3 separate regions of the Homo sapiens genome follow, and all the other regions are linked to region 1. A link is a contact called in ENCODE Hi-C or POLR2A ChIA-PET data. All regions are on one chromosome and are shown on one strand. Each heading gives the region's core, a stretch centred on a gene start or an enhancer-like site at or near the end of the contact. The rest is flanking DNA. Distances are from core to core; before and after follow the strand shown. Region 1 overlaps PGPEP1L (pyroglutamyl-peptidase I like). Region 2 has its middle 28 kb from the start of SYNM. Region 3 holds the start of SYNM-AS1 (SYNM antisense RNA 1).

Region 1 (2,700 bases), core at 27-2,526:
ACCCTCCATGCATGTGGACCGTGGGGTCTCCTCCACCAAGGTGTGGATTCCATCTGCACTCGCCTCGATCCTTGGGAGCTCCCTGGAGTGCGGCCCCTTGTGCAGGCGACTGGGACTATGAGAGCACAGGCTCTTTGCCATGGACTCACACAGTCCCCATATTCTTGTGGATTCTTGTGGATTCTTGTGTCATTTCGAAGTGAGAATGCAAGGACAGTCCTATTTCATGCTGTTCCAAGGCCAGAGTGAACTGTGTATCACCACTTGGTTACTTCTCTTCCCACTAACAAGGTGGGGCTCACACTACAGTCACCAGACTGAAAAAAGGAGGTGTAAGACGTCATGGGAAAGTGCATTTGGGTTATCCAACCGTGGAGGCCAATGTTCAGATAACCCACTGAAGCGGGTGCCCAGGACATGGTTGACGCTGAGCTGGGGGCTATCATAGGTGAGGTCTGTGTAAACTAGAGAGATGTCTGAGGTCTCCCTTCCTCCTCACTCTGGTTATTTTTATCTGAGGCTTTTTTTTTTTTTTTTTTTTTTTTTTTTGAGACAGAGTCTTGCTCTGTTGCCCAGGCTGGAGTGCGGGGGCATGATCTTGGCTCACTGCAACCTCCGCCTCCCGGGTTTGAGTAATTCTCATCCCTTAGCCTCCTGAGTAGCTGGGATTATAGGCACCAGCCACCACGCCCAGCTGATTTTTGTGTTTTTAGTAGACACAGGGTCTCACCCTGTTGGCCAGGCTGGTCTCAAACTCCTGGCCTCAAGTGATCCACCTGCCTCAGCCTCCCAAAGTGCTGGGATTATAGGCGTGAGCCACCGCACCCAGCCTGAGGCTTTCTCATTTTAGTCAAGAAAACAAAACAAACCCACTCTGGACTAATTGGAAAAATGTCTGTCATATATGTGTTTGTATTCACCTAGGTTGGAAAAAGGTTTTGTCCTGGGATTTGGTGGGAAGAATAAAGGTTCTCTTGGGAAAAAAAAAAAAAGAAGAATCAAGAGAAACAATTTTCTTTCACTTGGAAAGGTTTGCAGTTACTTTCCTATCCCTGAACAGGACTCAGCTTTCATCCTAAAGCACCGTTCAGCTTAGAAATTCTTTGACTGTTCTGATTCACGGCTCTTTATTCATTATTATTATTATTATTTAAAGCAACATGTAAGAAAGGCACCAGGCCACCTCATCTTTGGGGCAAAGAGAAATTATTCTGCATGTCAAGTTTATCAAATATGAGAAGAGCCCTGACCTCTTGGCTGCCTAGGCTGTATTTTAAGTGCAGTTACGTAATGTCTTGGCCCAACTGACCCTGGGTGTGTTTTCAAAAACCCTTGTTTTATTTGCTGACTCACCAGGCTGAGGCACTTAAGAGCTAAGCATGTAATTTCTTTTGAATGAATATGAGGTGGTAGTGGCTCCAAAATTAGAGTATCCAGAAACCAGGGAATAATGATGTAACTACTGCACAGGTCACTATGTAAAACTTGAGACTAAGAAGGGAAGAGTGCCCGTCCTAGTCTGGCTCAATGTTAAATATTTTGGCACATACTGCAAACAGCATTAAGTCGCTTTTCTGGGAGTTTGTAGGAACTGCCTCTTTTCCTTGTGAACTTTTAGCATGTATAATAATCTGTCTGTATTTTTCTTCTTTTCAAAATATCCTTTTCCCATTCATGAGCAACCACAATAAAAATGCATTTGAGTTATTTGTTAAAAGCTCACCTCTCTTAGAGGCAAAATGCTGCGGTGTAAAATTGAACATTTTTTTCCTTACTATCTATAATTCCATGAGTTCCCATTTATAATGCCTGGCAGTGGAGTAAGTAGTCTTTTTTTTTTTTTTTTTTTTTTTTCTATTTTGAGTCTCACTCTGTCGCCCAGGCTGGAGTGCAGTGGCGCAGCTCACTGCAAGATCTGCTTCCCGGGTTCACACCATTCTCCTGCCTCAGCCTCCCAAGTAGCTGGGACTACAGGCGCCCACCACCACGCCCGGCTAATTTTTTTGTATTTTAGCAGAGACAGAGTTTCACCATGTTAGCCAAGATGGTCTCGATCTCCTGACCTTGTGAACCACCCACCGTGGCCTCCCAAAGTGCTGGGATTACAGGCCTGAGCCACCGTGCTCGGCCTGGAGTAAGTACTCTTTAAACATTGCTTGGTAATGCTCTTGATATTGATAAAATTGACTCTTGCTGGGAGAATGCAGGAGGATAGAAAAGAAAACTATTCATTCATGTATCTAGTGAACACATAGCCGGGCCCTTGGTGGAGATGGGGATATGTTACACAGGACCCTAGAGACAGTGAGACGCTTGTATTGACTCAAGATGCCATGTGCCCTTTTGTTCATTATTCAGCCCATCTAAGTCTATTTCTATATCCGTGTAATGGGTCAAATGAACGTCCATGAACATTACCTTAATACAGCCACTTAGATGATTATACCTACTATGGACACTTTTGGCTGTATACTGGCACTTTCAGTGGGTACTACGAATGAGGTCCCAAACCAGAATCCCAGTGGATCCTACAGACATGTTAGTGGAGGACCTGGAGTGACCCAGGATAGCCCAGGAAGAGACAGTGGTCCTGCAGATTGATAGTGAAGAGAGCTTCTAAAGAGGTTGCAATGAACTCTGCCCAGACGAAAATACCACCAAGAAGGGGAAAATGAAAGCTAGAGACTGATAGCAAGGACG
Region 2 (2,700 bases), core at 17-2,516, 93 kb after region 1:
CAGCTTCACTCTCTGGTCTTTGAGCTGGGTCATCAGCTTCACTCTCTGGTCTTTGAGCTGGGTCATCAGCTTCACTCTCTGGTCTTTGAGCTGGGTCATCAGTCCTTTGCCTTTGGAATTGGACTTGAACTGGAACTTACATTATTGCCTCTCCTGGTCTCAGGTCTTTGGCCTCAAGACTGGAACAATACCATCAGCTTTCTTGTGTGTCCAGCTTGCCAACAGCAGATCTGGGGACTTCTCAGCCTCCATTATCATGTGAGTTGCTTCTTCATCATATATGATATATCCTGTTGCTTCTGGTTCTCGGAGAACCCTAACTGATACAAATTTTGGCTGAGATTTTTGATGGGATGGTCCGCAGGGCCTCATGGCTCACAGGCTGCTTTATAGATGAATAGCTACAAAGGAAATCTCGAATCCTTCACATTAATTACCTGCCCTGGGATACAGACACTATCTGTCTCCTCATGGAGTCAGAGTTCTTGGTTCTCAGAAACATATAATTTGTATATTCATTAAAAACACTATTTATACATTCTGATGGGAAAAAGTCCAAATAATAGAAACACTGACAGTAATTACACTTAGTTTTGGAGCTAATTTTATTGAAAAATTGTCCTTAAATTGTTTCTTGACTTTGCCCTTAATCATGACGTGTTAAACACTCACAGGAAATCAGCATATGGCTCTTTAATGAACCAGCAGTGCATGACCAAGAAGTGTGGAGGTTGGTGTTTATTTTGAGATCAAAGGGAGAAAAATGAAGCCCAGAGGTATTTGTTTTCAGAAAAAAAAATCACACTCTTGTGTGTGAGGGTGACGGGAATCTTCTTAATTTAAGTTTTCTCCTGACTGTCCTATTTACTCCCACCACTAATCTGAATCTATAAATAGGGTTTAAATATTGCCCCTCTGGCTGTTTACTACACAGTCAATTATTTACTTTTAATTAAGAGATTTCCAAAGAGCATCCTTCCATTTCACCCTTGCAGCCAAACAACAGAGGGTGTGGCCTTTCCACAAAGAATGACTTTCTGTAACTCACATCCAAGAAAAGACACTGAAACAGGAAGAGACTAAGGAGCAGCTCCTCTCTGACTTGAAGGAAAGTCAGGCTTAATGATGATAATTTTTTCCCCCAGAACTTAAAAAAAAGCTGTATGCTCACTACGTGATGCAGGATGAGGCCCGAATCTGGCACAATTCCTGGTCCCAGGTCTGTTCCGTTCGATCCTTGGTTGCTTCCTGCTTGCCTCCGTCCTTCACCTCCCCAAGAGTTCGGCAAAACCCTGGTTGTCGAAATGCTGTAGTGTGGATAACACGCCATCTAGTGGTTAACAGGACAATTGCAAAAATAGCTTCACAGGTCATATGTCAAACTATTCCAAAATTGGGCTTCAGACCTCAGTTATCTATGCCACTGGTCCTCAGGGTTTGCTTCACATGAAAATCACCTGAGGAGCCTTTAAAAATCTGATGTCCAGGCCGTACCCCATCACAATTAAATCAGAATCTCTGGATGTAGGGCCCAGACATCAGCGTTTTTAAAAATCCCCAGGTGATTCCAAAGGGCAGCCAAGCTTGAGAACTGGTGACCTTTGCAACCAAAACAATGGATTAAAAGGTAGAAACACTTTATGCAGTGATTATAAATCACATGTATCATAAAAAACATTTCCTGTATAAAGCATATATAGAGGTTGCTTTTTTCCTTCTTCTTCATACTTGGATTTTATTGATTTTGTTTAGACAGGGTCTCACTCTGTCCCCCAGGCTGGAGTGCAGTGGTGAGATCTCGGCTCACTGCAACCTCTGCTTCCTGGGTCCAAGCGATTCTTGTGCCTCAGCCTCCCGAGTAACTGGGACTACAGGCGTGTGCCACCACGCTCGGCTAATTTTTGTATTTTTAGTACAGATGGGGTTTTGCCATGTTGGCCAGGCTGTCTTGAACTCCTGACCTCAAGTGATCCACCTACCTCAGCCTCCCAAAGTATTGGGATTACAGGCATGAGCCACCATGCCTGGCTTACAGTAGTACTTTAACATTGCTTTTTCAACTTAATATGTTATGGATATCTCATATAGTCAATACGCTAGATCTAACTCATTTTCTTTTTAAAAAACTTTTATTTTAGGTTCAGGGGTATATGCGCAGGTTTGTTATATAGGTAAACTCATGTTATGGAGGTTTGACGTACAGACTATTTTGTCACCCCAGTATGAAGCGTAGTTCCCAATAGTTATTTTTTTCTGATCTTCTTCCTCCTTCCTCCCTCCACCCTTAGGTGGTCCTCAGTGTCTGTTCTCTTTTTTGTGTCCATGTCTTCTCATCGTTGGACTCCCACTTATAAGTGAGAACATGCAGTATTTGGTTTTCTATTCCTGTGTTAGTTTGCTAAGGATAATGGCCTCCAGCTCCATCCATGTTTCTGCAAATGGCATGATCTTGTTCTTTTTTATGGCTGTATGGTATTTCATGGTGTATATGTACCATATCTTCTTTATAAAGTCTACTATTGATGGGCATTTAGGTTGATTCCATGTTTTTGCTATTGTGAATAGTGCTTCAGTGAACATAATGTGCATGTATCTTTATAATAGAATGATTTATATTCCTTTGGGTATATACCCAGTAATGGGATTGCTGGGTCGAATGGTGGTTCTGTTTTTAGCTCTTTTGGGAATCGCCACTCTGCT
Region 3 (2,700 bases), core at 114-2,613, 120 kb after region 1:
CACCACCACGCCAGGCTCCATATATATATATATATATATATATTTTTTTTTTTTTTTTTTTTTTGGTAGAGACAGGGTCTCTCTATGTTGCTCAGGCTGGTCTCGAACTCCTGGGCTCAAGCGAGCCTCCCACCTCGGCTTCCCAAAATGCTGGGATTATAGGCCTGAGCCACCGCGCCCGGCCCATATCGTTTTTTTAAAAATAGAAAAGCCACCAATCTCCAGGGCCTCGGGTAAGAAGTCGCTCCAAAATCGCCAGCACCACAGCAACTCAATAGGCTTCTATTTCCATCCACCAAGGCCAGGACACTCGTATGCTCCCGGACGCCCTCTCCGGCGTCCCTTCGCTGAGCCCGGCCTGGCTAGCCCGCCACCCCGCCCGCTGTTACCCGACTGCCCGCACCGACCACCTGCGGCCGCCAAGGTGCGGCAGGGGGCGCTGTGCGGCCGCAGAGGCCGCGCCGGGCCGCGCTCTGATTGGCTGGAGGCCGCGGCCCTCGCCCAGGCCGCCCGCCCAGTCTGCCCGCCCCGTCCGCTAAGTGCCTGGGCTCTCCCGCTCGCGTCCCAGTCTGCGGGCCTCCGGGGCAGCGGCGAGGCCGGAGCGTCGCGGCGGAGAGGACGAGACCGGGACAAGACCAGGGCAGGAGGGAGCCGGCCAGCCGCGAGAACCCCGCACGCCCGGCAAGATGCTGTCCTGGCGGCTGCAGACGGGCCCCGAGAAGGCCGAGCTCCAGGAGCTCAACGCCCGGCTCTATGACTACGTGTGTCGGGTGCGGGAGCTGGAGCGCGAAAACCTACTCCTGGAGGAGGAGCTGCGCGGCCGGCGCGGGCGAGAGGGCCTGTGGGCCGAGGGGCAGGCCCGCTGCGCCGAGGAGGCGCGCAGCTTGCGGCAGCAGCTGGACGAGCTGAGCTGGGCCACTGCGCTGGCGGAGGGCGAGCGGGACGCTCTGCGGCGCGAGCTGCGGGAGCTGCAGCGCCTGGATGCGGAGGAGCGCGCCGCCCGCGGCCGCCTGGACGCCGAGCTGGGTGCGCAGCAGCGCGAGCTGCAGGAGGCGCTGGGCGCGCGCGCCGCCCTCGAGGCGCTGCTGGGCCGGCTGCAGGCCGAGCGCCGAGGCCTCGACGCGGCCCACGAACGCGACGTGAGGGAGCTGCGCGCGCGCGCCGCCAGCCTTACCATGCATTTCCGCGCCCGCGCCACCGGCCCCGCCGCGCCGCCGCCACGCCTGCGGGAGGTGCACGACAGCTACGCACTGCTGGTGGCCGAGTCGTGGCGGGAGACGGTGCAGCTGTACGAGGACGAGGTGCGCGAGCTGGAGGAGGCGCTGCGGCGCGGCCAGGAGAGCAGACTCCAGGCGGAGGAAGAGACGCGGCTGTGCGCGCAGGAGGCAGAGGCGCTGCGGCGCGAGGCGCTCGGGTTGGAGCAGCTGCGCGCGCGGCTGGAGGACGCGCTGCTGCGGATGCGCGAGGAGTACGGGATACAGGCCGAGGAGCGGCAGGTCCGTGCGCGGGGATGGCGCGCTGACCCCATACCCGCTGCCGTCGCCCCAGCACCCTGCCCTTGACGGCGTGGGGCAGCGGCCCCTTCACCAGGGGCGCGGCGTCGCGGACCGGTAGGGCCCGCCCAGAGGGTGCCCGAATGGCATGGGGACCCGGACTCGGTCCGCTGGTCCATCGACTCAGCGGGCGAGCGCGGGGCGGCAGGTCCTAGCGGATAGCCCCGTCCTCGTCATGGGGTTAGGTGGCAGCTGCTTTAACTCTTGACAAGCGTGACTGGGCGCATCCTGATAGGCCACCCTGTTAGCTCTAGGTTTTCCTTCCATTTTCCGTGCTCCGTAGACTCAGTAGACCCAGATCTAAGAGTCAACCGAGAAACCTCTCTCACTTGCAGAAGTGACGGCTTATGGTAGCCCCGCTGTCTATAGCGCTCCTCAGGGGAAAACTCAAATTAATTTCCAAAACGGTTTTTATTTTGCCAATATGATTTCCCAGTTGGAAGCCGCAGTTGTGGCTCTCTGGGCGGCTGCCTTGTTTGATCTTGGGAGGGGCAGCAACCCTCATGCAGAACAGAGCTTGATCGAAGATGTTTTGCTCACAGCACACGCTGACGTCAGATCTCTGCGTAGTGTAAAAGTTGTGGGAAAGTGGGGCCCTTTGGCAGGATGTTATTACAAGTGCAGAGTGATATAAACAGTTACTATTTCAGGGAAGCAAACCCTCTGACACCGGCGGGGTGACACCTGTGGCTGATGTAAACTATGCCCAGTCCAGCCCTAGCGTTTGGCCCTCGCCCTGCCCTGCCTCAGCCAGAATTGGAAATATTCCCAAATCACACTATCAGTAGTTCTCAAAAGGACAGATGGAAATAACATCTGCACAATTTCACAAATATTTTAAGAGTACAGTTTGCAGCTGTGAGTTAAAGATTTGAGACTGACTTTTAAAAATTAGAAGTGAGAGGAACATGGGGGTTGTCATATGGAATGACTGCGGTGATGTGACAGGTATCCACAGGTGATGAGTAAATACCTGTTGATTCTCCCTGGGTCCCCAGCACTGCCCTAGACTTTCAGTATGCAAAGAGCTACAGGCTAGATGGGAAATCATAGAATGCAATATGGTACTACATTGGGATTTAATCTTTTGAGTTGTGGGTTTTGTTTGGCTTCCGCCTCATAACTTTTCAAAGTGTTCTCTTGGGGC

What was found. Hi-C counts contacts between places; a loop is a spot of excess contacts on that map. ChIA-PET counts read pairs that join two places held with the same protein, here RNA polymerase II (POLR2A). Pooled maps may share reads with other maps.
Region 2: a map of GM12878 shows a loop between it and region 1 (7-fold over the local background). The contact joins two enhancer-like sites. A Hi-C loop is called at or near these places in 1 of 168 maps with a recorded cell type or tissue (GM12878), 1 of 37 single-sample maps with no recorded cell type and 5 of 50 pooled maps. POLR2A ChIA-PET finds 5 or more read pairs at or near these places in 2 of 52 experiments (H1 and Panc1).
Region 3: a loop to region 1 is called in a pooled map, with 3 times the contacts of the local background. The contact joins the promoter of SYNM-AS1 here to the enhancer-like site in region 1. A Hi-C loop is called at or near these places in 3 of 37 single-sample maps with no recorded cell type and 2 of 50 pooled maps. POLR2A ChIA-PET finds 5 or more read pairs at or near these places in 2 of 52 experiments (WTC11 and activated T-cell).

The regions. Positions count from the first base shown.
Region 1 is chr15:98,982,180-98,984,879 of GRCh38, forward strand. All of the region lies in intron 2 of PGPEP1L (pyroglutamyl-peptidase I like), which reads right to left. Among named protein-coding and RNA genes, the nearest start is that of PGPEP1L, 24 kb to the right of the region's middle. Within about 2 kb of position 1,277, at least 10 of the 41 ENCODE cell types and tissues checked have a DNase peak (open chromatin) inside an H3K27ac peak, as active enhancers do; they include GM12878, where a contact is called at or near this core.
Region 2 is chr15:99,075,570-99,078,269 of GRCh38, forward strand. No RefSeq gene overlaps it. Among named protein-coding and RNA genes, the nearest start is that of SYNM, 28 kb to the right of the region's middle. Within about 2 kb of position 1,267, at least 12 of the 41 ENCODE cell types and tissues checked have a DNase peak (open chromatin) inside an H3K27ac peak, as active enhancers do; they include GM12878, where a contact is called at or near this core.
Region 3 is chr15:99,104,514-99,107,213 of GRCh38, forward strand. It overlaps SYNM-AS1 (SYNM antisense RNA 1), which reads right to left and starts at 1,364. Exons shown (of 3, transcript NR_187219.1): 1 at 1,175-1,364. It overlaps SYNM (synemin), which reads left to right and starts at 567. Exons shown (of 4, transcript NM_145728.3): 1 at 567-1,496. The coding sequence starts at 687. RefSeq lists silencers at 317-1,226, 1,507-1,676.